Regions from separate parts of the Homo sapiens genome. Here region 2 is linked to region 1. Evidence: chromatin loops called from intact Hi-C (ENCODE). Cell type or tissue: right lobe of liver. All regions are shown on one strand. Links, peaks and the distances in the headings refer to the core of each region. The heading gives the core; the rest is flanking DNA. Region 1 overlaps LOC105372112 (a long non-coding RNA gene). Region 2 overlaps LIPG (lipase G, endothelial type).

Region 1 (15,018 bases), core at 3,066-11,065:
GGAGAGAGAGAGAGAGATTGAGAGAGAGAAATGGGGGAGGGAGGAGAGAGGCATGAGACGGAGCAGGTTTTCTCTTTTAGAAATGAACATGTTTTATTCATGTTTGCGACTTTGTAATAATGAACGGTTGTCAAGGCAGGATGCTGGCAGATTCCTCTCCAAGAATGCCCTTGGGGCTGAACCCAAACAGGAAAATCATCTTGACCTTTTCCTGAGATTAGATCTGGGTCGGGCACCTCATCAGAGAGTTGATTTAACAGCTGAAGTCCCCTGACAAGAAGTGGTGACTGAGGGGAGGGCTGGGCAAGGAGGGAGGGTTTTTAAGGAAGGGCTGGGTGTGTGAATGTTGCCACCGCCGGGCGGGGCTCTGTAGCCCTCATGAGGGTGGACGCCATGCTCCCCATCTCCTAGCACAAAGCTTCAGGGAAACAGACCCTAGAGGACCTGGCAGGCTGGGGAGAAAGGAGGCGAGAGGCTGTAGCAGTGACATAGGCTAAACTGACCTCACCCCCAGCCGGGAGCTTGGAAGCTGCAGTGCCACGTGGGCCTTCAGGCTGCTCTGGTGGCTGTGACCACAGGCTGCGGAATGGCTTCTTGGCTTCTCTATGGCTCCTTGCTGTTCCTGGTTTTGAACAGTTGGGATGACTCCTTGGAAGGTTGGCTTGTGGCCTCTACCTTTCTATTTATTTTTTATGTTTGTATTCTTTTTTAGCCCTTACATCATTTGTAAGGCCTCTCCTTTACTAATGCGTTCTTGCTCCTTCCACCTTTCCCCCCATGTTCTTCTCTGATCCCAGTTACCTTTTCCTAGTGGAACTTGGTAATGCATCCCCTCTGGCTCTAACCTGGATCGCGTCTCCTAATTGATGTCTCCAGTTAGAGACCTCTGTCCCAAGGCTTGGCTTTTAGGAGGTTTCCTTCGCATCTTTTTCTTCTGCACAATGTTCCTTCACACAGTTATAAGACCTCTTCATGCCACGCCTCAGGCCAAATGTGTTTAGAAGCTCCCTGCAAACGTGATGGACCCATTCTGAACAACTCACTCAGGGACCTGGTGCTCTCCCAGGCCCTTCCCTATTTTAAACTTGTCTGCAGCCACAGCACCCCTGCTCTGGCCCCTGACCTTCCCCCAACTTCAGTGTGTGTGACACACACGTATGCACACTCACTCTCACAACCTTCTTGCCTGGAATGCACTCCTTGGCATCTAGTCCTGACTTCTGCATTGTCAGGTTATGCTGGGACTCCATCCTCTCTCAGAACCTCAGTTCCCCCGGAGAAAACAGAAGCTTGGACCAGATGAGCTTTACTGGGATCCCCTTCAGCACTGAGATTCTTTAACTTTGTGACTATAGCCGTCCCCCCTTATCCTCAGGGGGATCCACATTCCAAGACTTTCGGTAGATGCCTGAAACTGTGGTTAGTACCACACCCTATATATGATTTTTTTCCTATACATGCATTCCTTTTTTTTTTTTTTTTTTTTCCAGACAGAGTCTTGCTCCGTCGCTCAGGCTGGAGTGCAGTGGCATGATCTCACAATCTCACTGCAACCTCCACCTCCCGGGTTCAAGGGATTCTTGTGCCTCAGCCTCCCAAGTAGCTGGAATTACAGGTGCCTGCCACCATGCCTGGCTAACTTTGTATTTTTAATGGAGAAGGGGTTTCACCATATTGGCCAGGCTGGGCTCAAACTCCTGACCTCAAGTGATCCTCCCACCTTTGCCTCCCAAAGTGATAAGATTATAGGTGTTAGCCACCGTGCCCAGCCCTATACATGCATTCCTATGGTAAAGTTTACTTTATAAATTAGACACAGCAAGAGATTAATAACAATAAATAATAAAATAGAACAATTAATATGCCAGCATCATTACTCTTGCACTTTCCGGCCATTATTAAGTAAAAAGAAGGGTTACTTGAACACAAGCACTGATACTTCATACTGACACAGTGATATGATAAGATCTGACTGCTACCCAGACAATCTGAGCCTGATGCTAAGTGACTAAAACAGGGGGCAGCCTATGCCGGACAAGAGATGATTCATGTTCCAGGTGGGATGAAGCAGGATGGTGTGAGATTTCATCACACTACTCAGAGGGCGAGAAATTTAAAACTTTTGGATTATTTCTGAAATTTTCCACTTAATATTTTTAGACCACGGTGGACCTCAGGTACTCAATGGGAGGATCTTAGAAACCATGGAAAGCGGAATCGTGGATAACAAGGAAAGCTAACAGAGGCTGGGCACGGTGGCTCATGCCTGTAATCCCAGCACTTTGGGAGGCTGAAGTGGGCAGATCATGAGGTCAAGAGATTGAGAACACCCTGGTCAACATGGTGGAATCCTGCCTCTACTAAAAATACAAAAATTAGCTGGGCGTGGTGGCATGCGCCTGTAGTCCCAGCTACTTGGGAGGCTGAGGCGGGAGAATCGCTTGAACCCGGGAGGCAGAGGTTGCAGTGAGCCGAGATCACGCCACTGCACTCCAACCTGGTGACAGTGTGAGACTCCATCTCAAAAAAAAAAAAAAAAAAAAGCTAACGGAGAATACGGACTTGGCCTCAGATACATCTGTGTTCCTGACAGCAGCAACACAGAAACTGCTGGACAGGCCGTGTAGGGTTTGTTACTCTGTCCCACTGTGAGAGCAAAAGGTCTCGATGGTGTGGGTGTCTCTGAGTACAAAGTATGCCCCAGATGAATGGAAAGAAGGCGTGTTCCAGGGGTGTACATGGAGGCCATTTCTGGGCATTGGATGACAGCAGAAGTCAGAGTCTGAGCAGAGCTCTTCACTTTAGATGATGCCAGTGACCTTGGGATCTGCAATCTCACGCCATAAGCCTCTGCTCTCTTGTCTTAGCTTCTTATTCTGTAAAAATGGGGAGAATCTGTGAGGTTAACTATGGTAGTGTGGTGTGAGTGCCTGTCATATAAAGGGCACTCAGTAGGTATCAGTTTTCTGACCTCCTTCTGCCCATCCTTCCTTCCCTACACATTCTCAGGGAAGACAGTTTCCCCTTGACTCAGCACCAAGTTTGAGACAAGTAATCTTCTCACTTTGTGGGACAGATATTTTCTTGTTCCACCTTTCCGCTCGGGTTTAGCCCTTTAGAGACCCAGCATAAAGTTTCCTGTCTGACTACCCACTTTGGGATGGCCCCAACCTTCGTTTCCATGTTCTCCAGCTTCACAACCTCTCTCACCGATTTCCATCATCGACCAGTCCTGACCTTGTGGGTGAGAGGGAGTGCTTCCCTCTCAGGGAGGCATGGCCTCCCTGGCCAAAATGTAAACTTGTTCATTTCAGGAATTATTTTTTCTCCTCTTAAAGGCCCTGCCACGTGTGACTCAGACCCAGGGTTGTTCCTGAGCGAGACCTCAGTGGTAAATCACAAGGACTGGGCTCCAGCCCACACAGATGCTATCCTCTTTCTTCTGTGACTGTGTCTTAGCTTAAGTAGAAAAAAACAGAGAAACAAAGGCACTGTCTCATTCTGCGCAGCTGTTGTGCCCAGGGGTACTGGTCTAAGCCTCACTCTTCAAATCCCTTTGCAGCAGAAGGTAGAAGAATTTAGGCAAATAGAAGCTCCAAAGAAAATAAGGTCATGGTTTAATGACCCCAGGCTTGTCTTGAATGAGCCAGTGGGTGACGGATTTCCACATTACCTCTGGCAGGTGAGGTTCATGGGCAAACACATTAAACAGGAATGAGAATAGCATTCAGATTTCCATCATTAAATATCCATAATATTTGATCTTGTGAAAATAAACAACAAAGTGCTAGAAGAGAGGTCCTATGGAATAGCGAAAGTTGATTCATCTGGGCCAAAGGTGACCAGCTAGTGTGGCCAAGAGCGTGACAGCAGGAATTCAGGCTGCACGATGCTTCTCTGGGAGTGAATCTAGTTTGCCCAGTCTGTGTTCTGGGCCCAGAGTGTGTCCTTAGAGGGCGGCCCGTGGCCTGAACAAGAGCATTGCGGATTTGCCTGCAACCTCACCTAAATCCAGCAATTCTGAACTCGGAATAGGGAAACACGGCATCCGATTCCCAGGGGAGCTTGTGAAACACACACACACACACACACACACACACACACACACACACACACACATTTCCCTACCCATGTGGTTGTGTCTTGGTAGGACTGTAGTGTGGCCTGAGAATCTGCATGTTTACTGAACTCACCAGGTGATTCTGCCACATAGCCAGGTACAGGAACCACAGCTCTAACCCAGCATGAAGTGATCGGCGGTGGATACATCAACTTCCAAATTGGCCCCCATTCTGTTCCCTCTCTGTGCTTCTCCACTGCTTCTCAGCTGCCACGCTACGCTCTGTGTGTGTGCCCGTACGTGTGTGCATGCTCAAGAGTGTACAGTTCTCAGATCCACCCTCCCTACAATGAATGAAACTCTCCCACAGCCCTTCCCTGCCAGTTTTGAGAATCACTGCTTTCCTCATTTCCACGTCTCAGGCTGCATAGGAGAGGAAGTTCATCTGTGTGTGCACCGGGCTTTGGGATGCTGTTCCTTTGTTGGAGGGAGCAGAGCCCTTCCATGGCCTTGGGGGACATTTGGAAATGAAAGGAAAAGGTGCACCCCAGAGGTGGGGCTGTCTCTGGCCTGGACACGTGCTCTGTGGACCAACAGTTTTGCCATTGATAGGTGGTCTTACAGGGGGTTGTATAAAATTCCTCCGGAAATGCTGGGCATGGTGGCTCACGCCTGTAATCCCAGCACTTTGGGAGGCTGAGGCAGTTGGATCACAAGGTCAGGAGATCGAGATCAGCTTGACCAATATGGTGAAATCGTATCTCTACTAAAAATACAAAAATTAGCCAGGCATGGTATCGCATTCCTGTAATCCCAGCTACTTGGAAGGCTGAAGCAGGAGAATCGTTTGAACCTGGGAGGCGGAGGTTGCAGTGAGCCAAGATTATGCCATTGCACTCCTGCCTGGGTGACAGAGCAAGACTCTGTCCCCCCCCCCAAAAAAAAATCCTCTGGAAAGAAAGGTGCCGCGTTAGCTGTGAGGTGTGCCCACAGTGCCAGCCCACAGGGGCTGCTTTCTGCTTCGGGTCCTTGCCCCTTCCTGGGAATGCATGGGTAATAAAAGGAGCAGAACTGGCACTCAGCTCAGTCACTGATGACAGATGACGCTGCTTACACAGTGGGAAGGGCTCTGAGCCAGGGTGGAAGGGCCCACACCGTGCCTTGGGGGATTTACTGTTGAGGAAAAACTCGGGGGCCTTTTGTCCCTAGGGGTGCCCCAGAAAGCCTCCTCAACCCTGTTTCTCCAGGCCCACAGGCACGCCTTGCCCACTCCACATGCTTGCCTCTAGGCCAGTCCCTGCCCACTCCTCTTCCCTTGATGTTCTGTGCTCCAAGTCCCCTCTCCTTTGCCTCAGAAGACAAGCATGGGCCTCTTGTCACCTGAAGGGCTTCCTGCCCTTGCCACAGGGAGGACAGAGGTGTGTAATGGCACAAAGGGGGCATTGCAGAGCATGCGCCTTGCCTGGGTTGCCCCCAGCGTGGCCCCTGGCTCCTGACTTCCTTCCGAGATTGAAGAAGGAAGTCATGTGCACAGAGGTCAGTAACAGCCCTACCAGCCCCGGCTCCCTGTGTCAAAAATGCAACAGCTCACACCTCACTTGTCTTTCCACATCTTCTTTCCTGCCTGTCTATTCTTCTATCCTGCTGACTTTTATTTTTATTTTTTATAAAGTCCAATTAATCAATTTTAAAAAATAGATTGTACTTTTGGTGTTGTAACTCTTTCTCGTGCACTCACTCTCTCACTTTCTCGCTCGCTCTCTCTTTGAGACAAGGTCTTGCTCTGTTGCCAGGTTGAAGTGCAATGGCATGGTCATGGCTCACTGCAACCTCGACTTCCTAGGCTCAAGTGATCTTCCCACCTCAGCCTCCCGAGTAGCTAGAACGACAGGTGTGTGCCACCATACCTGACTAATTTTGATTTTTGTGGAGATGGAGTTTCACTATGTTGCCCAGGCTGGTCTTTAACTCATGGCCTCAAGTGATTCTTCCACCTCAGCCCTCCAAAGTGCTGGGATTATGCATGAGCCACTGCACCCATCCTCGGTTGGCTTTTTGAGCCTCTTTCTCTTTGTTTCCCCTTTTGGATCAATAGTGAACACGTGGGGGCTACCCTGCATTCTGATGTGGCCAATCCCTGGTCCTGGCCCCCTAGATTAATGCCCTGAGTCAATCAGCCATCCTCCAGACCATCCTCAATCTTATCCCTGGTCCTGGCCCTATCCTTTGAATCTTGCTGACCTGAGTGGAGGAAGTAGACAGGGAAGGAATCTAGCTGGGGAGGAGGAAGGAGAGGGCTTCTTCCTTGCCTCCACTCAACAGCTCTCTTTGCTATGTCCTTCGAGTGCTCTCTGATTAAGACGGCCTGGCTCAGGCCCCTCTTATACCCTGTTGCTCTCAGCATTTACATATCATGGCCATGACTTTGCAGGTTGACAGGAAACCAAAGCTTCATGTGAGCACATTCTATCATCCCAGTTAGATCAAAGAGGGCAGGAGATGCACCCTGCACTCACTAGTGCCCTGCACACTGGCAGAAGTCCAGCTGCTTGGCTAACTGGTTACTCCTGGTGAGACATTTCCTGGCTTCCTGGGAGGCACTGAAGGCAGTTTCCACCAGAGGCTTGGTCTCCAGGAAAGCCAACGCAAAGAAGAGCTAGCTCTCTTGGTGGGAAGAATTCCTGGGCTTATAAAGGAAGCATTTCAATGACCAAAGCACTCTGTTTACTCATTCATTTATTCTTTCATTCATTAATTCCTAGTAGGCCTACTCAGTGCCAATCTAGGTAATACACAGTCCCTGGGAGCTTACCATCTTGTTGGGAAGATGAGACTTGAAACAATGGGACAAGGCAAATAAGATTAAATGCCCCAGATACTTGATTTGAATCATGGATTGAGGAGGTAAGAGAAGAATGGTGGGGCTATAGGAGAGGGTAGGTGCTCTCTAGGAAGCAAGCGGTTTCCCAGCCCTGGAAGAAAGGGTAGGATTTAGACATGTAGATGAGAACATGGAAGACCTTCCAGACACAAGAAATGAGCAAAACCTCGGTGTTTTGCAGTGAGAGCAGAGGGCATTCTGGGGCAGTGGAGGGAGCTTGAAGAAATCAGTGTGGGTTCTGTGCTGCTGCCCTGGATGCAGCAGGCCGGTGGGCCATGCTGGCCATTCCAAGCCTTGTCTGGGAATTGCTCTGGTAACCAAGAATGCACTGAGAGTGACGGACGTGCTGAGGCTGCACTCCCCTCTTCCCATGCCCTATGAGCAGGCCCAGGCGGGGCCGAGGCCCCATCCAAACCACTCTTGTCTTGGTTCCGGCCCAGAAGTAGCAAGAGAAGCTGGAAAGGCAAAGCTTCTTGATTTCCACTGCTTTCTGAGCTGGCCAGGTGGAAGGCAGCCAGGGAGGAGCAGCTGGCGACAGCCCGCCTGACTGCCTCGGATGGCAGGCAGCTACTCAAGGGAACAATTGGGCAGAAGCAGGGGGCAGGGGGGTCAGGGAACATGGACCAGTGGAATTCTGAACAAGGTCAAAGTCCAATTTGGTACAGTGCTTGATTACCAATTTAAATCTCATCTTTCCTTCCAGAGTGGCTGCCCCCTGCAGGAGAGGCCAGGGCTGCCACAGGGGAAATTTGCATTTTAGGATTCCAAGTGCAGGGTGCCCTGGCAGGGCTGTACTCAGCCGGCGGTCCAACGGGTGCTCGCCCTTGCACCTGGCAGTCGCATGTTGAATATGCTCCTATTTTCCCTACTTCTGGCTGCCTGTATGCTTGGGAAACAAACACAAAACGAAAAACTCTTCTTACCTCTTGCAGTCAGGGGAGGATCCCAAAGCATGCAGGGTGGGAGGTGGTGGGGTCTAGACAGTGGGTAGTGATCGTAGGTTTTTCACACCTGAGGCTGGAAGAAAGTGCTAAGGGATTGGCAGTCAAATGGGCAGCAGGGCACTTAAGGGGGTGATGTGGAATGGAGCCCATAGAAAGAGGCAGGAATCTGGGGTGCAGTGGTGGCTCAAGGGTGGGTTCTACAGAAATGGTTGATCGATTGATTCCAGGCATGTAATTCGGTTTGAAAACAAGCTCCTCTTTGAGACTCTTCCCTTGGGGCAGTTGGTTCTCAGTCTTTGACTTCACCTGGGATGCTTTTGAAAATATTAATGCCTAATTGTTAATGGCCTGGAAATTCTTTCCTACTTTATTTTATTCATCCATTCATTCTCATCAAGAAAGCAAACCTATGCTTTTTAAAATTTTTAATTTTTGCTCCTAAAAAAGCAAACCCAAACCTGCAAATTCTGATTTAGCAAATCCACAACTTCTGTCTCTTCCCATCAACACCAGTACCTCTACCACCATTACCACCATCCCAAGGTAAGGTGTGGAAAGCTCCTCTGCCCTGGCATGTCCTACAGAACTCCCTGGGGTGGGTCTTTTTGTTACCCCTTTACCATTAAATCAACACACATTTATTGGGTACCTAAGTGTTGGTGAGAATGGCTGCACAGCCTAAAGTCTAGGCTGCTTTTGGTGTTTGGTTTCTTTCAGCTGTATAGGACTTTCTGTGAGAAGAGGGAGTATGTGGTGCAATTTGTTCATGACATCAGAGTTCATGGGGACAATGACCTGCTTGCAGAGAGTTTGCTTGCTGGCATATCCAAAGGCAATGCCTGTTGCAATCTTTTAGCTGCTGTGGGGCTGGGCATCAGGACTGGATTACCCAACACCCTGTGACCAGGAGCCTTGTGGGTACACACACACACACACACACACACACCCCCACACCCTTCCTTACCTGAGGCACCTGAAGATACATTTTGTGCATCCTGCAGTTAAGTTGATGGTCAACCAGGCCTAGCTGGCCCAGACTCCATCTGAGTAATCCTGGGACTCATGGAGTGCACTTAGATTTATTGTGGGCCCCAGGGGTTCATCACTCTCCCCTTTTCAGGTGACAATGGGGACAGAAGCTGCCGTGATGGGGACCCTCTGTTATCTTTTCTTGTCTGACTGGAAGGAGAAAGGAATGCCTGAAATCAGCCTATTGCAGAGGACAGTGGGCTCCCTCAGGACTCAGAGTCCTCAGGCTCTCACTGGTGTCCATGGCTGGCAGGATGTCTGGGAGGCTACTCAGAGATGGCCACTAGATAACCAGGCTACATATGATATTTGCTGGGACACGTTCCCCACGTGGAAACTCCAGCCCCACCCAGTCCCATTTGCCACTCACCTTGGAAGTGTTAGGAGCTTTTGTGGGGGCACATTTAGGCCCCACTGCAGATCAGAAATCCTCAGTAGCTCCAGGGGCCCACAGCGTAAAGCCCAGAGGCCTTCGGGTGCCATCCAGGACATTTTGTCATCTCCTCCCAACTGTCCTCTCCAGCCCCTTCTGCCTTTCCTCTCCCTTGGATCTTCTGCTCAGACTGGCCCCCTCTCTGCCCACCTCACCCCTGACTCACCTAGGATGTTCCCCAGGCCTTTGACCCCATGTGCCGTTAGTACCGAAGGTGGGGGAGCACTCGCTTTCTCCCTGGATGCCCACCAAATCCCGCCACACATTCTAGGACCAGTTCTAGGAAACCTGCCTCCACTGGGAGTGATTTCTGGGCGTTTCTCCAGGGTGGTGCCTTGTATTAATCACCTCTGCATCTGCAGTGGTTGGTATGGTGTGAAGAAGACTCTCAAGAAGCCCTGGCTGGATCAACACTCGCACACGAATGATCTCTGTCCTTCCTGCAGCACTCTGCCTTAGGTGTGCTTGTTTGCATGTGCGTGTATCATCTTAACCACCTCATGAGCTCACGGAAGGCACAGCCATGCATTTCACTCCTCTACGACCTCACAGGCAGCCGGACCTCTTGTGCATGCAAGTGTTCTGTGATAGATGTGTTCTGATGATAAGGAAGACAGACATTGAAAGTAGCTTTCTTTCTGCTCCCTGATTTGGACCCTGGGCTCCAGCCAAGCCTGTTTCTTCACTGTCCCTGTCACATGCTCCCTGCTCCCCTGGGCGATCACATTTGCTCATTCTGTACTCTAGTCCCTACTTTTGTCCCCAGTCCTGGTTATTGTCCCCAAGGTCAGACTGAACCCCACCTCATCCATAATCCCCACCTCCAGATCTCTTGGGACCGGAAGACTGCAAAGATGCTCAGTTCACCAACTGGAGTACCCAAGCAATACCATAGTTCTTCCTTTTCTGTAAAATGGCTCAATGCTGACTTCACATCCCCATCATACTGGGCTGTCCAGAAATTCAACCCAGGTCTTTCTTTGGTCACCCTCTGGTCCCCCACTGGGTTGGCTAAAGGCTCCCAGCCCCTCTTGCCATGGGTCCTTACTGGTCACAGTGGAGGATGCCCCTGCCTGGCAGGTGTGGCCTCTGTGGATCTACTGTGCTGTGTCTTGCTGGTCACCTTTGAGTTACGGGCTTCTGTGGTGAGCCCAGTGCCCAAGGTCCAGCCTCCCTGCTGTGCCATAAAAGCCATTCCTTCTGAGAGCCTCTCAGTGTGAGGTGCTTTCGGGGAGCAGGTTGTAAGTTTCTATTGATTTGGGGACCCACAGGCCACTCCCTAATTACTGATTTTAGTCTAGGAACATCCCACTCCTCAAGTCCCGTTCTCCTCAACTTTGGAAAGTTCAGACACCCCGCTGCAAAATTCTCCCAGGCAAGGAAATTGAAGCCACCACCTGTGAGAGCTGGGGAAGGCAAGGGCAAAGACAAAAGAGGGGCATGGGCACTAGTTCAAAAATTCCTGTGCCTGGCCCCTCTCTTCTGAGCTCCATTTGTATTAATAAACACTCTTTGAGTGCTCTTTACTTTTTAAATGCAATACTCTTGTCCCGCGAATGAAAGTGTAAATCCTGTGAGATCCATTCCCTGGTGGATGAGACCTATTTTCTCATATTTCCTCCTTAGCAACTCGTGCAGAGCTAAGTGCACGGTAAGGGAGTGTCAGGGCTTGTTGGCTGACTCTTGTGTCCAGAGCTCATCAGAGAATGACTCCGGCTCTGCTCCAGCTTCTTTGAAAGCGAGGCTTTTGCCTCGGCAGCCCTCACTGCTTCCTGTCCTCAAGAAGACATCAGCTCTACTCATAGCTGCCTCTCCTCCCCAAACTCTTCCTGCCTGTGGTCCTCTCCCACCAGCCCCACGATGTTCGCCTTGTCCTGGAGTGGGGGAAGACAGCCCACAGCAAAGAGACACGCTTCCTTCTACATCCTGGCTGGGATGCAGAACTGAGTGATGCCAGTCCCAGCCCCTTGTGCGGTAGGAAGGCTGCAGGTCCTTGGGAGAAGTTTTGAAATCCCTTTCTCTTCCTCTCCTGGTGGGACTGAGATATTGATAAAAAGTCTCAGCAATAAGGGGAGAGAACACAGCGAAGGAGAGGTCTGTAGTCACAGCTAATCTCAGGCTAGTTCTAGGCATTCTTCCTTCCTTCATCCTTTGAGCCTGACCTCCCTCCATTCCCTCCCGCCTTTCTTTCAAACTCACCTTGACTCTCTATTCCCAGCTCCCCAACTCAAGTCATCAATGTTAACAGACTAGTGCCCATCCCACTACACCTTTCTTCATACATGTGCACACAATCATACAAACTCATCTATAGGTTAACTCATGGTGGTGTATTTTTTTTTAAATAACATCATTCTATATAGACTTTCTGTATCTTGCTATTCTTGCATAACAATGTCATATTAAAATCCCTCCAGGTTAACTGGCATAAATAGTATGCCTTTTTAAATGGCTAAATACTATTCCTTGAAATGGCTACACCACCATTTATTAAACAGGTTTCTATTGATAGGCCATCAGACTGGTTTCTGTTTTATGCAATATAAACAATGCTTCTGTGTTGATTTTTTTTTTTTTTTTTTTTTTTTTTGAGATGGAGTTTCGCTCTTGTTGCCCAGGCTGGAGTGTAATGGAGCAATCTCGGCTCACTGCAATATCTGCCTCCTGGGTTCAAGCAATTCTCCTGCCTCAGCCTCCCGAGTAGCTGGGATTATGGCGCCCACCACCACACCCAGCTAATTTTTGTATTTTTAGTAGAGAAGGGGTTTCACCATGTTGGCCAGGCTGGTCTCAAACTCCTGACCTCAAGTGATCCACCAGCCTCGGCCTCCCAAAGTGCTGGGATTACAGGCGTGAGCCACCATGCCCAGGCAATTGGTGCTTTTTAATGCTATGGAATAGATTCCCATACATGATTTCTGATTAAAGGGAATGCATGAAGGTACGATTTAGGTACAGTAAAATTAACCCATGTTCATGTAGATTTCTGCAAGTTTGCACAGACACATACAGATCATAACCAACACCATAATCAAGATACAGAACAGGTCCATAACCTCAGAAAGTTACTTTTTTTTTTTTTTGTAGTCAATTTCTTCTCCATCTCCCACCCTTGAAACCACTGATCTGTTTCTATAGTTTTGCCTTTTCTAGATTGTCATAGAAATGGAATCACAGAGTAGACTTTTGAGTCTGGCTTCTTTCACTTAGCATGATAAGATCCATCCACAACAAGACTCATTCATTCATAACAAAATTCATCCATATCATTCATTTATAAAACGATTCACATTGTTGCAAATATCAGTGATTTGTTTCCTTTTATTCTGACTAGTATTTTACTCTATGGATGTACTAATGGATTATTTATCCATTCCTCAGTTGAGAGACACTTGTGTTGTTTCCATTTTTTGACACTTAAAATAAAACTGCTATAAACATTCATGTAAAGTTTATTTATGTGGATGTATGGTTTCATTTCTCTTGGTTAAATTTCTAGAAATAGGATTGCGGGGTTGTATGCTAAGTATATATTTAATTTTACAAGGAACTGCCACCTGTTTTCTATGGCTGTACCACTTTGAATTCCCACCAGCAGTACATGTTGTTCTGTGTCCTTGATAGCACGTGGTGTTGTTATTTTGATTTTAGCCATCCTAGTGTTTACTGGTATCTCATTGTGGATTTAATTTGAATTTCCCTAATGACAAGTGTCATCAAACATCTTTTCCTGTGCTTAATTGCCATCTATGTTTCTTCTCTTTCTCAAAGATTCTTTTCAAACCTTTTACCTTTTTTCTTTATTCAACTGCTTGTTTTCTTATTTGAGAATTCTTTATGTAACCTGGATACAAGTTATTTATGTGTTTGCAAATATTATTTTCCAGTGTGTAGCCTGTTTTTTTTTTCATCCTCTTAAGTGTGCTTTTAAAAAGTTTTTAGTAAAGTCTAACAACAATTTTTGTCTTCTCTGGATCATAGTTTTGATACAGCACCTGAGAAATATTTGCCTAACACAAAGTCATGGAGATTTTCTTGTATGTTTTCCTCTGTGTTTTATAATTTTAGGTTTATAGTTTTTGATTTTATACTTTGGCATATGATTCATTTTTAAAGTGAATTTTTGAATAAGGTAGGCTGCATGGGTTGAGGTTAATTCATTTGCATATGGACATCCAATTGTTTGACAACATTGGCTAAAAGGATCATCTTTTCTCATTGAGATGACTTCATACCTTTGTAAAAAATCAACTGACCATATTTGTTTGGGTCTATTTCTGGACTTTCTAATTTTTTCCATTAATATATATGTCTATGCTTTCTCTAATACCAGATATTTTTTAGTGTATTTTTTTTTTTTTTTTTTGAGACGGAGTCTCGCTCTGTCGCCCAGGCTGCAGTGTAGTGGCGCGATCTTGAGTTACTGTAAGCTCCGCCTCCTGGGTTCACATCATTTTCCTGCCTCAGCCTCCTGAGTAGCTGGGACTACAGGCGCCCGCCACCACGCCCAGCTAATTTTTTGTATTTTTAGTGGAGACAGGGTTTCACCATGTTAGCCAGGATGGTCTCAATCTCCTGACCTTGTGATCCACCCGCCTCGGCCTCCCAAAGTGCTGGGATTACAGATGTGAGACACCGTGCCTGGCCTTAGTGTACTTATTTTTAATTTTAATAAATATATTTTTATAAAGTATTGTTCAATTGCTTTCCAAATAGGCTGACCGATTCTTCTTTTCAATAGAATATATGAAAGTGTCCTATTCCTACATATTTTTGAGCAAAGGGTATCATCACACATTATTTTTTGCCAGTATCCTGGGTTAGAAGTATCTCAGCATTACTTCAATTCTGAATATTTTCTTTTAATTAGTCCTCTATATTACACTGGGGTAGAGAGAGGCAGAAGGAAAGAGCAGAGGTGAAGTTAAGCTTACAACATAAGCCTACTGTGACCCACAGTTTGTGCTAGGTCTTTTTTTCTATGTTAGATTTTATTTTTAATTTGAACACTTTTTTGATTTAATTTTTTTGTGTTAAAATATATATAACATAAAATTTACCCTTTTAACCATTTTTAAGTGTACAATTCAGTGGCATTAAATACCACACTCACATTGTTGTGCAACTGTCACCACTATCCATTTCTAGAACTTCTTTTTCATGATCCCAAACAGAAACTCTAGAACTTTTTCATGATCCCAAACAGAAACTCTAGGACTTTTTCATGATCCCAAACAGAAACTCTCGAACTTTTTCACGATCCCAACAGAAACTCTAGAACTTTTTATGATCCCAAACAGAAACTCTGGAACTTTTTCATTATCCTAAACAGAAGTTATTAAACAATAGCTCCCATTTCCTTCTCACTCCAGTCCCTGGTAACCTGTACTCTACTTTCTGTAGACAGTGTAGGTGTAACAATAGGGTTTTTTTTTTCTCTACACATTCAGAGAAATTTCTCTAGTAACGAACCTAGAAATAATCCTGAAATTATAGTATTGACAACAGGATTTTGGCAGGTTGAGAAATGTGCTCTCAACAATCAGCCACAAAATATGGAGTGCTGGGAATGTCTGTTTTTGCTTAGAACCTCTCCAAGTCTAGCTTTCCTCACCTGAAAGGTCCTGCCTAAATCACATTTATAGTGAGAACACAACCATACAGACATAGA
Region 2 (15,018 bases), core at 2,936-10,935, 54 kb before region 1:
GGGGGTTATTTCAAAAATGCAGCCTAATATCTCTTTTCTTTGAGATGGAGTCTTGTTTTGTTGCCCAGGCTGGAGTACAGTGGTGTGATCTTGGTTCACTGCAACCTCCACCTCCCAGGTTCAAGCGATTCTCCTGCCTCAGCCTCCCGAGTAACTGAAACTACAGGCCTGTGTCACCATGCCCAGCTAATTTTTTTGTATTTTTAGTAGAGATGGGATTTCGCTGTGTTAGCCAGGATGGTCTTGATCTCCTGACCTCATGATCTGCCTGCCTAGGCCTCCCAAAGTACTGGGATTACAGGCATGAGCCACCGTGCCCAGCCTGCCTGATACCTCTTTTATAATATGAAGTGTGGAAAACAGATCTTGAAGTCTTATATTTACTTTTTTTTTTGAGACAGAGTCTCGCTGTCACCCAGGCTGGAGTGCAGTGCCATGATCTTGGCTCACTGCAACCTCTACCTCCTGGGTTCAAGCAATTCTCCTGCCTTAGACTCCCAAGTAGCTGGTTTTACAGGTGTGAGCCACCATGCCCAATTAATTTTTGTATTTTTAGTAGAGATGGGGTTTCACCATGTTGGCCAGACTAGTTTCTAACTCCTGACCTCAGGTGATCTGCCTGCCTCGGCCTCCCAAAGTGCTGGGATTAGAGACGTGAGCCACCGCACCCAGCCTATTTACTTTTAATAGGTTAATAATCTGCCTGAGATCAGTGGATTTAGCTGGGAGAAGGCAGGGCAGGGTACACTGTCAAAGCGGCACCATTATCTGGGCAATTCCGGCCTGGCCTTCCTTGTTCCCATGGAATGGGATGAATTCTGGCAGAATTCTGGTCAGGATTCTCGAGCAGTCCCTCTGTCCTCTACCTAAGCTCTTCTATAGAGTTTGGTTTCCGAGCCATGGGGTTACCTCCTTACCCCCCAGATGAGTGCTCTGACAGGGGACAATGCGTCAAGTCTGGGGTCCCACATGGGCTTGTGAGGAGGAGGTTGGCAGCTCCTGGGGCTGGGTGGAGGTCAGGCCTTAGAGGGCAGGCAGAGGGCATTCTGCTGAGGGCTGTGGTTGGCACTGCAGTCTCCAGTGAGTACGGCAGCTTTGACCTCCTCACCATCACCCTCCCCTCTCTTAGATACTGCCAGAAAGAACAGGAAATGTGTAGGGAACAGCCACATATGCAGCCTCCAGTCATACCCTCCACCCTGTCCCCACACTTGGCATTTGCAGTGCCACCAAGTCCTTTTGGCCTCCCCTAAGCTGGCTGTGACCCACACATGTAGCATCACCAGCAAAGCCAGTGGGGCCCTGGGGAGTCTCTGTGCCCACGGCCCCTGCATCTCCTCCTGCTCCGTGACTGAGTTGTTGAACTGCTGGTGATTCTGGGGGCTCTGGACCCTGCTCTTCTGCTCACATACTTTGGTGACTTTCTATAGGAGAAGGACGATTTTTCTCTCGGGAATGTCCACTTGATCGGCTACAGCCTCGGAGCGCACGTGGCCGGGTATGCAGGCAACTTCGTGAAAGGAACGGTGGGCCGAATCACAGGTGAGCTCCACTTCCATCACTAAAGGGCTCCCTCAGCTGCGCTAAGCCGGAATGCTCCCAAATGAGGCAGCAGAGTGAGTCATAGAAAGTTAGCTTTGGAAGGAACCTGGAAAGCATCTAATTCAAAACTTCCCAAGCGTTTTTAGTCACAAGAAACTTTTTTTTTTTTTTCCAAATTGAACTCGCATAGGCCCGCAGTATATGAGACACAGAAAGGGGGGTGCTGTGGGTGAAGTGGGGTGGGTATATGGCGGCTTGTGTTAGCCTTGCCAGTGTGGGCGTTCCCCTTCCCTATAGGCATCTCAGAGTCTCAGAGCACCAGGGAACACAGTTTGAAAACCATAGGCCTGGTCCAATAGGTGAGGAAACAAACACGGAGAGGTGAGACAACTTGCCCAGGGGCAAACAGCTAATAACTCAAGAGCGGAAGCTGGATAGAGCCCTGGCCCCAAAGCTTTTGGGTGTTCCCTTCAGGTCTCCACCCAAGGACTCAGGGGAAAAGAATGAATAGTAGATTTTAGTTTGAATTCTGCCTCTGATTTCTATCTTGTCTCCCAATAGCCTCTTTCCCATGTTAAGGTAGCATATTTATGAATGAGAGCTACCAATTTGGAAAGGGTGGTTCAACTTTGTAATAAAAGGAACCTTTCTGATATTGGTCCCCAGGGGGTCAACAGAAAATTGAATTTTCCATGTTGAAAACTGCATCTTAGTGAGCTTTTAACATGAGAGTTTGGATTAAATCATTTAATGATTGTGAAAAGTGTAAAAGGTTTTCTTTCTCATTTTTGGGCCCCTCAAGTATATACACAGAGATTCCTCTATGCTACAATTAATGGTAAATTTGTTGCCCTGAACTTCTATCCTTCTTCCAGCATTATTTTATTTAAAATTACCCCTAGCTTCCCCCTTACTCCCAAGATTCTAAGGGTGATCACCTAGAAGGATAGATCTGAACAATTCCTTTCCCTGCAGTGTTTTCATTTTAAAACAAAACTCAGGCTGGGTGTGGTGGCTCACACCTATAATCCCAGCACTTTGGGAGGCCGAGGTGGGTGGATCACGAGGTCAGGAGTTCAAGACCAGCCTGGCCAACATGATGAAACACTGTCTCTACTAAAAATACAAAAATTAGCCAGCTGTGGTGGCGGGTGCCTGTAATCCCAGCTACTTGGGAGGCTGAGGCAGGAGAATCGCTTGAACCAAGGAGGTAGAGGTTGCAGTGAGCCGAGATTGTGCCACTGCACTCCAGCCTGGGTGACAGAGCAAGACTCCGTCTCAAAAAACAAAACAAAACTCAGGTAGAAGAGAGTCCTTAGCTAAATAACGATTTGGTAAAGGTAGAATTTCAGATTTCAGTGACAAGCTGATATGGTAGAATTTTAAAAAGAATATTTGTGAAGTTTTCCTGGCTCTCCTGAATCCTGTCCCTGGGCTTGAGTCTAGTATGTGCGTGCACACACATGAGCATGCATGCACACACATGCCTGTTGATCCAATGACTTGATTCATCCCAGCTTGAGAGCTTTATTTTTGATTTCCAAGACTGTGGGGCTTGAGCTGCCCAAAGCGGGCTATGATTGTGTGGCCACCCATGACTGCTCATTAACCCCTTGCTGGTGCAAAGCAGTTTGACTGGAAGCCACTCGGGTTCCATTGTCTGAGCGCCTCTTCCTAGCCCCTGAATGAGAGGTGTGATGTTTCAGATCCAGGCACCTGAGTTCAAATTGTAGCACACACCACAGTCCAGGCCCAGAATGTCAGTAACGATGACAAACTGCACATCTTGCCTTTCTCTATTTCTAAATCTGAAATGAGATGGGGCTAGGGAGGGAACTTTCCAGTTCTTTCCCCCTGCCTGTTTGAGTGGCATCTGCTGGGGTGAGGGCTTTTCTCCTGAGGGTGGCAGGAGAGCCAGGCAGAATGCTAATTAGTGCTCTGGGATGTTTGCATGGAGCATGATGCCCACATGCCCTGAGCATGGTCCCTTCCCTCTGGCCTTTCTCTGTAGAGAAGGGGCCTGGCCTCTGTCCAGTTGCCAAGCAGCACCCCTGACACACGCTGTTGTGTATGTCTGATGGGGGAGGCTGCGTCCTCTCCTTTCCCCTTGGTAGACTTCTCATGGACCTGTGGACAAGGTGATCGCAACTGGTAAGAGGACAGATTGAGACTTGCATGGGGTCCTGCGTCCAGTGATGCCACTATGCTAAGGCCACCAGGCAGTCCTTAGCCTGGGCCTTGCAAGGGTATATCTGAACCCCAATCTTGCTTGGACCAGAGGGTGTGGATGGGGGTTTGCTAGAGTTTTACTTTCTTAGGCTTCTGAGAGAAGCCTGTGATACTAGGAAAGAGGTCATATATTTATAGTTGAACCTGTGCCTTGTTTGCTATAATCAGGTAAGCAAGCAGATGAATTTATTCAAGAAATGTGTCCATATGTGCAGGCTAGATGCTAGCTAATGTCAAATACCTCATGTGTGGCCGGGCGTGGCCGGGCGCAGTGGCTCACGCCTGTAACCCCAGCACTTTGGGAGGCCGAGGTGGGTGGATCACCTGAGGTCAGGAGTTCAAGACCAGCCTGGCCAACATGATGAAACCCCATGTCTACTAAAAGTACAAAAATTAGCCGGGCATGGTGGTGGGTGCCTGTAATCCCAGCTACTCAGGAGGCTGAAGCAGGAGAATCTCTTGAACCCAGGATGCGGAGGTTGCAGTGGGCTGAGATTGCGCCACTGCACTCCAGGCTGGGTGACAAGAGTGAGACTCTGTCTCAAAAATAAAAAATAAAAAATAAAAAACAAACAAACAAAAAACACCTCATATATGACAGCTACTCTATGCTATCTCTGAACCACATAGCAACCCTGAACATTCTACGGAGGGGGAAACTAGGACTCAGTGATTAAGTAAAGGGCCCAATATCCTGGGCCCTATAAGTAGCAGAGCTGGGACTCAAACCCATGCTGTCAGATTCCAGATCCCATGCACCTCACTGCTGTGCCATGCTGCCTCTCTTCTGTGGACAGAGATAAAGTAGCCAGGCATGGTAGTGCATGCCTGTAATCCTAGCTACTCGGGATGCTGAGGTGGGAGAATCACCTGAGCCCAGGAGGTGGAGGTTGCAGAGAGCCGAGACTGGGCCACTGCACTCCAGCCTGGGCAACAGAGTGAGACCCTGTCTTAAAAAAAAAAAAAAAAAAAAAAGTAGCCGTTGAACTACAGCAGGCCCTGCCCTGCCGGGCCAGAATGCACAGCCCTGGAAGTTTTACATGTGTGCATGTGTGTGTGCTCCATTTGCTGGACAAAGCAACTTTGGAGGAGTCTATGACTGAATGGAAGAAGCGGCGGAGGTTCTCTATCTCCTCTTTATTTAAGGAGGCAGTTCTCCCTGTCATTCATCCCTAGTTAAAAAAGTTAAATGTGCCACTGTACCCCTGAATCTGTGGGCCACAGATATGTGTCAGGGACAGTCAGAGCAGGGCAGGCAGGCTCTGGCTGGGTAGGTGAAGGCCCAGCCTTGCCTGCCAGCCAGCCTGTGAAACCCCATCAGCTGCCTGCATTCCTCCAGCACAGCCTGGTTTCCATGGCACTGACCGTCTGGTGGGGACCTTTGTTCACACCAAGTAAAGAGCCTCTCTCTTGTATTGATTGCAAAGCAGAATGTTGCTCTCTTTCTCTTTCCTCCAGGGGACATGGTGAGAGGCAGGGAGAGGCCGCTGTGTCAGTACTGCGGTCCTTGCGGCCTCTGAAATGGGTTGTCGTGGGCTGTTCTGGGAGCACACTGCTTTTGTGCCATCTTTCTTTTGGGTCCTGGGCTAGGGATAAACTCTCAAGCAGCCTGGGCTCCCTTTCTGTCTTGGTTGCACATAAAGTTATCTAAATTTGGCTGGGTGCAGTGGCTTATGCCTGTAATCCCAGCTACTCAGGAGGCTGAGGCAGGAGAATCGCTTGAACCCAGGAGGCGGAGGCTGCAGTGAGCCGAGATCGTGCCACTGCACTCCAGCCTGGGTGACAGAGCAAGATTCCAACTCAAAAAAAAAAAAAGAAAAAAAAGTTATCTAAATTTTTGGAAACTATTTAGCGTTTCAGCCTCTACCAGTTCTCATATGAGTAATGAGTTCTGCAAGTTGACCGTCCACTCTAGACGGTAGCTCTGCCTCTTGTTTATCCTGAAACTACCATCTCAAGTCTCCTGATAGGCTCCCTGGTTCTAATGTGCTGTGGTCTGGTGAACACGGTCGTTAACCATGTCCTCCTTTCAGGACTCTTGTTGGTCACATCTCCTCCCAGCCTTGGTGTTTCGAGGCCAGGTTTTCTCAGCCTAGGCAATATTGACATTTGGGGCCAGGTAAGGTTTTGGTGTGGGGTGTGTGTGTGTTGGGATTGACTTGTGCACTGTAGAATGTTTAGCTGTATTCCTGGCCTGGCCCTGCTAGATGCTAGCAACTCTCTCCATCAGAATGGGGGCAATAAAAAGGTCTCCAGGAATTTCCAGATGTCCCCTGGGGGGCAAAGCCACTTGTAGTGGTGAACCACTGTTCCAGCGGCCCTTCCTTCCTGGCACATTTCATCCCTTAACTTTCTCCAGGTCCTTCCTGTGTGTCTGTGGGGCAAAGAGCTGTTCTGGTTGGGATAAATCTGGTTCCCATAATCACTTGGGCTTGGTAATAGTAGCTAATACTGACAGGCACTCAGTCTCTTAAGATCTCACGTGGACTTTGAATTAAGGTATAAATTCAGGTTCCATTTTATAAATGATAATGAAACACAGGGAAGTTTTTCAATATTTGGCCCACAGAATACCTACTTTTAGGATCATCCGGGGAATAAATATCTATTTCTATGTGCCATAATTCATATCTACCCACTAGGAGTTCAGGCACTTGGGAATCTGCATTTTATACTTTGCAAGTTCTCTTTTGGAATGGTTTTACATTAATGCAGTTTTCAAATCAAAAGATGGTGAAAGTCTCTCTTACTGCTCTGCTACCTGTCCGTTTCCCTTACCCACTCTCTCCCCCAACGCACACGCATACAGGTAACTAGTTGCTTGTGTGTCCTTCCAGATTTTTTTGTAGCTGTATGGTGGAATTTAAATTTAACAAGCTCCCAATTTCAAATATGAGAACCAGTGCTCTCAACAGTGCTGCTTGCCTGCTCAACACAAAATGTTTGGAGGCGGAAAGGTTTTCTCACGGTGGCTGCAAAATAGAGGAATTCTGGAGGCCTGATGTATGGATTCTCAGTGTATTGGGTGTCCTCTTCTCTCTCACCATTCCACCCCTGGGCCTGATTAAAGGAAGAAGAATAAATTCAGATACAAATAGCTCCGTTTGGGGAGACTGGATTCTCCTTCCAGAAGGATGTAGGCAGCTTAGTTATTCTGTAAAAATTCTGCTACAATTAAGGACATGAAAGATGCTCAGTGGCAGAATGAATGGGACAAATGGCTTAGTTTCAGGCAGTCTGAGTTCTTTCTAGAACTGCTTCAGTTTTAACAGGAGCAGTTCCTTGGAGCTGTGTGGCAGCGAAACTTGTGGCTAGTTGACGGGGTTTGGCTGAGGTGACGGGATACATGAAGGCTTCAGAAGAAAGTATAAATTCCATAACAGTAGGATTTAATTTCTGCAATGATGTCTTGGGGTCAACTGCATATGGAAATGGGTTTCTTATTTTCTTCCATGCTTTCCATGTCTTGATTCTCCCAGCTGGTCTCAGAAGTCATCTTCATTCTGCACACTCAGACTTAACTTGTAATCAGGACTCACTGACCAGGTGCACCTGACACCACAGCTGTTTTGGGGCCTCCTTCTGCTGCAGGTTTGGATCCTGCCGGGCCCATGTTTGAAGGGGCCGACATCCACAAGAGGCTCTCTCCGGACGATGCAGATTTTGTGGATGTCCTCCACACCTACACGCGTTCCTTCGGCTTGAGCATTGGTATTCAGATGCCTGTGGGCCACATTGACATCTACCCCAATGGGGGTGACTTCCAGCCAGGCTGTGGACTCAACGATGTCTTGGGATCAATTGCATATGGAAGTGAGTTCCCTCTTTTCTGCTTTGTGTTTGACTCAGTTTATTCCATCTCCTTCTAAATCAGCCAGAGCCTTTAGCACTGCAGGCACTATTTATTCATTATTCTCACCTCCCACCACAGAGGCCTCCAATGCTGTATTTAATATTTCTCATTGTTCCCCAAGACTAACCAACCCAGTGGTTCCTGCTTTGCTTTCTCACGCTTTAAGGTCACAGTTGTTATTGATTAATTTCTTTTCTTTTCTTTTTCTTTCTTTTTTTTTTTTTTGAGAGGGAGTTTTGCTCTTGTTGCCCAGGTTAGAGTGCAATGGTGCAATCTCGGCTCACTGCAACCTCCACCTCCCTGGTTCAAGCGATTCTCCTGACTCAGCCTCCTGAGTAGCTGGGACTACAGGCACGTGCCACCATGCCTGGCTAATTTTGTATCTTTAGTAGAGATGGGTTTTCACCATGTTGGCCAGGCTGGTTTTAAACTCTTGACCTCAAGTAATCCACCTGCCTCGGCCTCCCAAAGTGCTGAGATTACAGGTGTGAGCCACCGCACCCGGCTGATTAATTTCTTTTTATGACAAAAGGAATACACACATTTGTTGAACAAGAAATCAAGCATTATAGACTTGAATAAAGCAAAAGTGCGCTCCCACTCCCACCCCTACTTCCACTCTTCAGATGTAGCCAGTATGAATGCTTTTGTGTGTATCCTTCTAGTCTTTTTTCTTTGCAAATTATTTGCATGCATATTTTTCCCCCAAATCACATTGTTCTGCAACTTTATTTTTATTTTAATTTTTTTCAACTTTCTTTTTTTTCCTGTAATAATATATTATGGATATTCTTTTTCTTTTCTTTTTTTAAAAGACAGAATCTTGCTTTTTTTTTTTTTTTTTTTTTTTTTTTGAGACGGAGTTTTGCTGTTGTTGCCCAGGCTGGAGTTCAGTAGTGCGATCTCAGCTCACTACAACTTCTGCCTCCCAGATTCAAGCAATTCTCCTGTCTCAGCCCCAGTAGCTGGGATTACAGGCCCCCACCACCATGCCATCCCCGGCTAATTTTTTGTATTTTTAGTAGAGATGGGGTTTCACCATGTTAGCCAGGCTGGTCTCAAACTCCTGACCTCAGGTGATCCATCTGCCTCGGCCTCCCAAAGTGCTGGGATTACAGGTGTGAGCCACTGCACCCAGCCAGAAGCTTGCTATGTTGCCCAAGCTGGAGTGCAGTGGCTATTCACAGCTTACTACAGCCTTGAACTCCTGGGCTCAAGCTATCCCCCTGCCTCAGCCTCCCAAATAGCTGAGACTACAGACATGTGCCACTGCATCTTGCTGTTATGGATATTCTTAAATATCAGAGCACACAGATTTACTAACATTATTTTTACAGGCTGTGTAATATTCCATAGCATGGATACACTCTATTTTATTTTATTTTTTATTTATTTATTTTTTTTTTATTGATAATTCTTGGGTGTTTCTCACAGAGGGGGATTTGGCAGGGTCATGGGACAATAGTGGAGGGAAGGTCAGCAGATAAACAAGTGAACAAAGGTCTCTGGTTTTCCTAGGCAGAGGACCCTGTGGCCTTCCGCAGTGTTTGTGTCCCTGATTACTTGAGATTAGGGATTGGTGATGACTCTTAACGAGCATGCTGCCTTCAAGCATCTGTTTAACAAAGCACATCTTGCACCGCCCTTAATCCATTTAACCCTGAGTGGACACAGCACATGTTTCAGAGAGCACAGGGTTGGGGGTAAGGTCACAGATCAACAGGATCCCAAGGCAGAAGAATCTTTCTTAGTGCAGAACAAAATGAAAAGTCTCCCATGTCTACTTCTTTCTACACAGACACGGCAACCATCCGATTTCTCAATCTTTTCCCCACCTTTCCCGCCTTTCTATTCCACAAAGCCGCCATTGTCATCCTGGCCCGTTCTCAATGAGCTGCTGGGCACACCTCCCAGACGGGGTGGTGGCCGGGCAGAGGGGCTCCTCACTTCCCAGTAGGGGCGGCCGGGCAGAGGCACCCCTCACCTCCCGGACGGGGCGGCTGGCCGGGCAGGGGGCTGACCCCCCCACCTCCCTCCCGGACGGCACGGCTGGCCAGGCGGGGGGCTGACCCCCCAACCTCCCTCCCGGATGGCACGGCTGGCCGGGCGGGGGGGCTGACCCCCCCACCTCCCTCCCGGATGGGGCGGCTGGCCAGGCGGGGGGCTGACCCCCCCACCTCCCTCCCGGACGGGGCGGCTGGCCGGGTGGGGGGGCTGACCCCCCCATCTCCCTCCCAGACGGGGTGGCTGGCCGGGCTGAGGGGCTCCTCACTTCCCAGTAGGGGTGGGCGGGCAGAGGCGCCCCTCACCTCCTGGACGGGGCGGCTGGCCGGGCAGGGGGCTGACCCCCCCACCTCCCTCCCGGACGGCACGGCTGGCCAGGCGGGGGGCTGACCCCCCCACCTCCCTCCCGGATGGCACGGCTGGCCGGGCGGGGGGGCTGGCCCCCCACCTCCCTCCCGGATGGGGCGGCTGGCCGGGCGGGGGGCTGACCCCCCCCCACCTCCCTCCCGGACGGGGTGGCTGCTGGGCGGAGACGCTCCTCACCTCCCAGATGGGGTGGCTGCCGGGCGGAGAGGCTCCTCACTTCTCAGACGGGGCGGCTGCCGGGCGGAGGGGCTCCTCACTTCTCAGACGGGGTGGTTGCCAGGCAGAGGGTCTCCTCACTTCTCAGACGGGGCAGCCGGGCAGAGACGCTCCTCACCTCCCAGACGGGGTCTCGGCCGGGCAGAGGCGCTCCTCACATCCCAGATGGGGCGGCGGGGCAGAGGCGCTCCCCACATCTCAGACGATGGGCGGCCGGGCAGAGACGCTCCTCACTTCCTAGATGTGATGGCGGCTGGGAAGAGGCGCTCCTCACTTCCTAGATGGGATGGCGGCCGGGCGGAGACGCTCCTCACTTTCCAGACTGGGCAGCCAGGCAGAGGGGCTCCTCACATCCCAGACGATGGGCGGCCAGGCGGAGACACTCCTCACTTCCCAGATGGGGTGGCGGCCGGGCAGAGGCTGCAATCTCGGCACTTTGGGAGGCCAAGGCAGGCGGCTGGGAGGTGTAGGTTGTAGTGAGCCGAGATCACGCCACTGCACTCCAGCCTGGGCACCATTGAGCACTGAGTGAAGGAGACTCCGTCTGCAATCCCGGCACCTCGGGAGGCCAAGGCTGGCGGATCACTCGCGGTTAGGGGCTGGAGACCGGCCCGGCCAACACAGCGAAACCCCGTCTCCACCAAAACCAGTCAGGCGTGGTGGCGCGTGCCTGCAATCGCAGGCACTCGGCAGGCTGAGGCAGGAGAATCAGGCAGGGAGGTTGCAGTGAGCCGAGATGGCAGCAGTACAGTCCAGCTTCGGCTCCACATGAGAGGGAGACCGTGGGGAGAGGGAGAGGGAGAGGGAGAGGGAGAGGGAGAGGGAGAGGGAGAGGGAGAGGGAGAGGGAGAGGGAGAGGGAGAGGGAGAGGGAGAGGGAGAGGGAGAGGGAGAGGGAGAGGGAGAGGGAGAGGGAGAGGGAGAGGGAGAGGGAGAGGGAGAGGGAGAGGGAGAGGGAGAGGGAGAGGGAGAGGGAGAGGGAGAGGGAGAGGGAGAGGGAGAGGGAGAGGGAGAGGGAGAGGGCTCACCGGATACACTCTATTTTAATTTTTGGTAACATTTTAAAGAAGCAAAACCATTTCACTTAAGTTTTTTCCATTCACTTAACATTTTTCTTCTTCTTCTCCTTCTTCCTCACTATGTTTCCCAGGTTGGAAACAAATGATCCTCCTGCCTCAGCCTGAGATTACAGGCGCAAACCACCATACCTGGCTCCAAAATTTATCTTCTGAATGCTTGAGCTTATTCTCAGCAGATTTGGGCTGAACTGAATTTGCTGCTAAAACTGAGGTGTAGGGCAGTGACCAATTTTGGGGGGGTTTCTTATCCTTTTACTGCCTTGGCTGCTGACAGCATTTCCTGTCTTGACCCCAGGCAGCTCTCTCCACTCTGATGCTGTGCCCTCCACATGTCCTGCCCTGATGCTCAGTCTTTCCCTCTCCCGGTTTAATCCAAGTAGCTCTGCAGGGTTTGGAGGTCCATGCAAGGGGATTTTACTCCCTCCTCAGAATATAGGATGATGGCCTTTCTTTCCTTTCCTTTCCTTTCCTTTCTTTTCTTTTCTTTTCTTTTCTTTTCTTTTCTTTTCTTTTCTTTTCTTTTCTTTACTTTACTTTTGATGGAGTTTCACTCTTGTTCCCCAGGCTGGAGTGCAATGGTGTGATCTCTGCTCACCGCAACCTCCACTTCCAGGTTCAAGTGATTCTCCTGCTTCAGCCTCCCAAGTAGCAGGGACTACAGGTGCTTACCACCATGTACAGTTAATTTTTTGTATTTTTAGTAGAGGTGGAGTTTCTCCATTTTGGCCAGGCTGGTCTCAAACTCCTGTCCTCAGGTGATCCACCCACCTTGGCCTCCCAAAGTGCTGGGATTACAGGTGTGAGCCACTGCCCGGCTGGATGATAGCATTTCTTAAGGCTGCTGGTGCCAATGAGGCAGGGTTGGGGTTGGTTATGCCAAATTTTTTGTAAGATCCCAGAAATTATTTGGGCCAGAAAATCCAAATTGTATGCCTAACTTTGTAACCAACTGTCTCTATGACCCTGAGCAGATTACCTCACCCCTATGGACCTTTGGGTCATAATCTTTAATTGAAGGGATTAGACTAGAATGAGGTTGTCAAACATCTTCTTAAAGCATCAGCTAGTAAATGTTTTAGGTTTTGTGGGCCGTATTGCCTCTGTTCCAACTCTGCTGATGTAGCATGAAAGTAGCCATGACAATATATAAACAAATGAGGGTGACTGTTCCAATAAAACTTTATTTACAAAAACAGGTGGCCAGCAGGCATGGTGTGGTGCACCTGTAGTCCCACCTATTTGGGAGGCTGAGGCAGGAGGACTGCTTGGGCCCAGGTGAGGATCACTTGAGCCCAGGAGTTTGAGGCCAGCCCAGGCAACATAATGAGACACTGTCTATAAAACAAAAACAAAACAAAGCAAAGAAAAAAAAAAGAGGTAGCAAACCTGCAAGCCATATTTTGCTGAGCCCTGCGTGAGATGATGTTTAGGATCTGATCCATTTGCAGCATTCTGTGGCTGTATAGCCCTATTAGGAGGTAGTGACTCCTGCTGCACAGCTGGTCTGCATCACCCTACTTAGCACTTATTATATGGGCGTTCTTGCTCTTTATTGCTTTGTGTGTATTCGTGCTGTCTTCCCATCAAGAGAGTGAACAGTTAGGCAGCATGAATGGCCTTAAATTCCTCTACATCTTAATGGGAACCTAGCACCTTGCTGGACATTAATGAAGCATTACACAGGTCGGGTGCAGCGGCTCACATCTGTAATCCCAGCACTTTAGGAGGCGAAGGTGGGAAGATTGCTTGAACCCAGGAGTTCAAGACCAGCCTGGGCAATGTGGTGAAACCCTGTATCTACAAAAACTACAAAAATTAGCCAGGTGTGGTGGTCATGTGCCTGTCGTCCCAGATACTGGGGAGGCTGAGGTGAGAGGATCACCTGAATCTCGGAAGTTGAGGCTGCTGTGAGCGGGGGGTCGTGATTGTCCCACTGCACTCTAACCTGGGCAAGAGTGAGACCTTGTCTCAACACAAATAAACAAGCAAAAGAATTACATGAAAATACTAACAGCAACAATAAACAGCTATCACTGTTGAGGAGTACAGTATTTATTATTTGAGTGTCTAATCATCAAGAAGGGCTCATCCTGCATGCTTTTTATCTCTCCCACCCCCAGCAATCACAGAGGTGGTAAAATGTGAGCATGAGCGAGCCGTCCACCTCTTTGTTGACTCTCTGGTGAATCAGGACAAGCCGAGTTTTGCCTTCCAGTGCACTGACTCCAATCGCTTCAAAAAGGGGATCTGTCTGAGCTGCCGCAAGAACCGTTGTAATAGCATTGGCTACAATGCCAAGAAAATGAGGAACAAGAGGAACAGCAAAATGTACCTAAAAACCCGGGCAGGCATGCCTTTCAGAGGTAACCTTCAGTCCCTGGAGTGTCCCTGAGGAAGGCCCTTAATACCTCCTTCTTAATACCATGCTGCAGAGCAGGGCACATCCTAGCCCAGGAGAAGTGGCCAGCACAATCCAATCAAATCGTTGCAAATCAGATTACACTGTGCATGTCCTAGGAAAGGGAATCTTTACAAAATAAACAGTGTGGACCCCTTTTGTGATGTGGCTATCAGTCCATGATCACAATATCAATATCTTAAATTTCTATCTTGCATTTAACTTTCAAAGCTGTTTCATATTTGTTTTCTCATTTGATCATCACAAGAAACCTGAGGCAGATGAACAGGGGACCAAAATGACATGTTACATTTTTATAATGTGCTGTAAAATCACAAGGTTTTCTGGGTACTGTGGGTATTATTTTACATATGAGGAAGTTGAGGCTCAGAGAGGTTAATACCTTGGTCCTTAATCCAGGGGCACGTAGTTAGAAAGTAGCTAAGTGAAAATCCTCAAAAGATCTAACTCCCAAGTGCAGGGCTCCTTCCATACTGCAGTGGCCTCTTATGGCATTGGACAGAACAAGAGCAGATGGGGGCTGCAGGCTGGGCTCAACCAAAAGAACACCAGCCCTAAAATCTCTGTGCTGGTGACTCAGTTTGGGTCAGGGGTCTCCTGTGATGACAAGCAAGGGTTACAAGCATCTTTGTTCTGCTGTCACTGCAGTTTACCATTATCAGATGAAAATCCATGTCTTCAGTTACAAGAACATGGGAGAAATTGAGCCCACCTTTTACGTCACCCTTTATGGCACTAATGCAGATTCCCAGACTCTGCCACTGGAAATGTAAGTCATCCGTTTCCCTTGCTGGGTTCGGGACAGAGAACAGGTTGGTTTGAGAATGAGAGAGCACAAGGGAGCGTGTGAACGAGTACAGCACGCAGGAGAGTGCAGTCCGACTGCTCAGGGAGGAGCCAGGTGGTCTAGCTGGCCTCTGCAGTCCTCTCTCCCACTGCACCTTCTCTACCAAGCCCTGACTCAGCGTTTCGGGGAGAAAAGTTCCTGGGATGAATCGGCATCATGAGAAGCTGCTGGGTCAGCAGCTGGATCAGCTGGGCAGAAACTGCTGTTTCATTTCAGGCAATGCCTGACGATGCTTCAGGCAATCTGTAACTTCGTAAACGTCATCCCTGGACCTCTCCTAATGATGTGGCTATGGGAGGGGTGCATAGCGATCTGTATATGTTTGTTGAGTATCCACCAGGGACAAAGCATCATGCCAAGTAATGTTGGGATTGTGATGAAACATCATCAAAGTAGCTCACTTCTCAGGGCTCACAGTCTAGCTGGGAGACCAGGTTTGTACACGCACGTGCACACTTACACAC

What was found. A loop is a pair of places that touch in the nucleus more often than their neighbours do. Peaks named below come from ENCODE experiments on the same cell type or tissue, not always from the same donor. Only the 100,000 strongest peaks of a DNase experiment are listed, where the experiment ranks them.
Region 2: it touches region 1 in a loop (2.2-fold over the local background); 7 of 110 quality-filtered maps call a loop at or near these places.

The regions. Positions count from the first base shown.
Region 1 is chr18:49,621,725-49,636,742 of GRCh38, forward strand. The region is part of intron 1 of LOC105372112 (a long non-coding RNA gene); the gene reads left to right. Among named protein-coding and RNA genes, the nearest start is that of LIPG, 67 kb to the left of the region's middle. In right lobe of liver, for the core only: a CTCF peak has its summit at 7,672 (motif pointing left); DNase peaks (open chromatin) are centred at 6,597, 7,607, 8,757, 10,017 and 1 weaker place; H3K27ac peaks cover 6,762 bases.
Region 2 is chr18:49,568,007-49,583,024 of GRCh38, forward strand. LIPG (lipase G, endothelial type) reads left to right here. Exons shown (of 10, transcript NM_006033.4): 4 at 1,431-1,542; 5 at 7,363-7,584; 6 at 13,409-13,651; 7 at 14,356-14,476. Among named protein-coding and RNA genes, the nearest start is that of LIPG, 13 kb to the left of the region's middle. In right lobe of liver, for the core only: no CTCF peak of the experiment used is centred there; no DNase peak of the experiment used is centred there.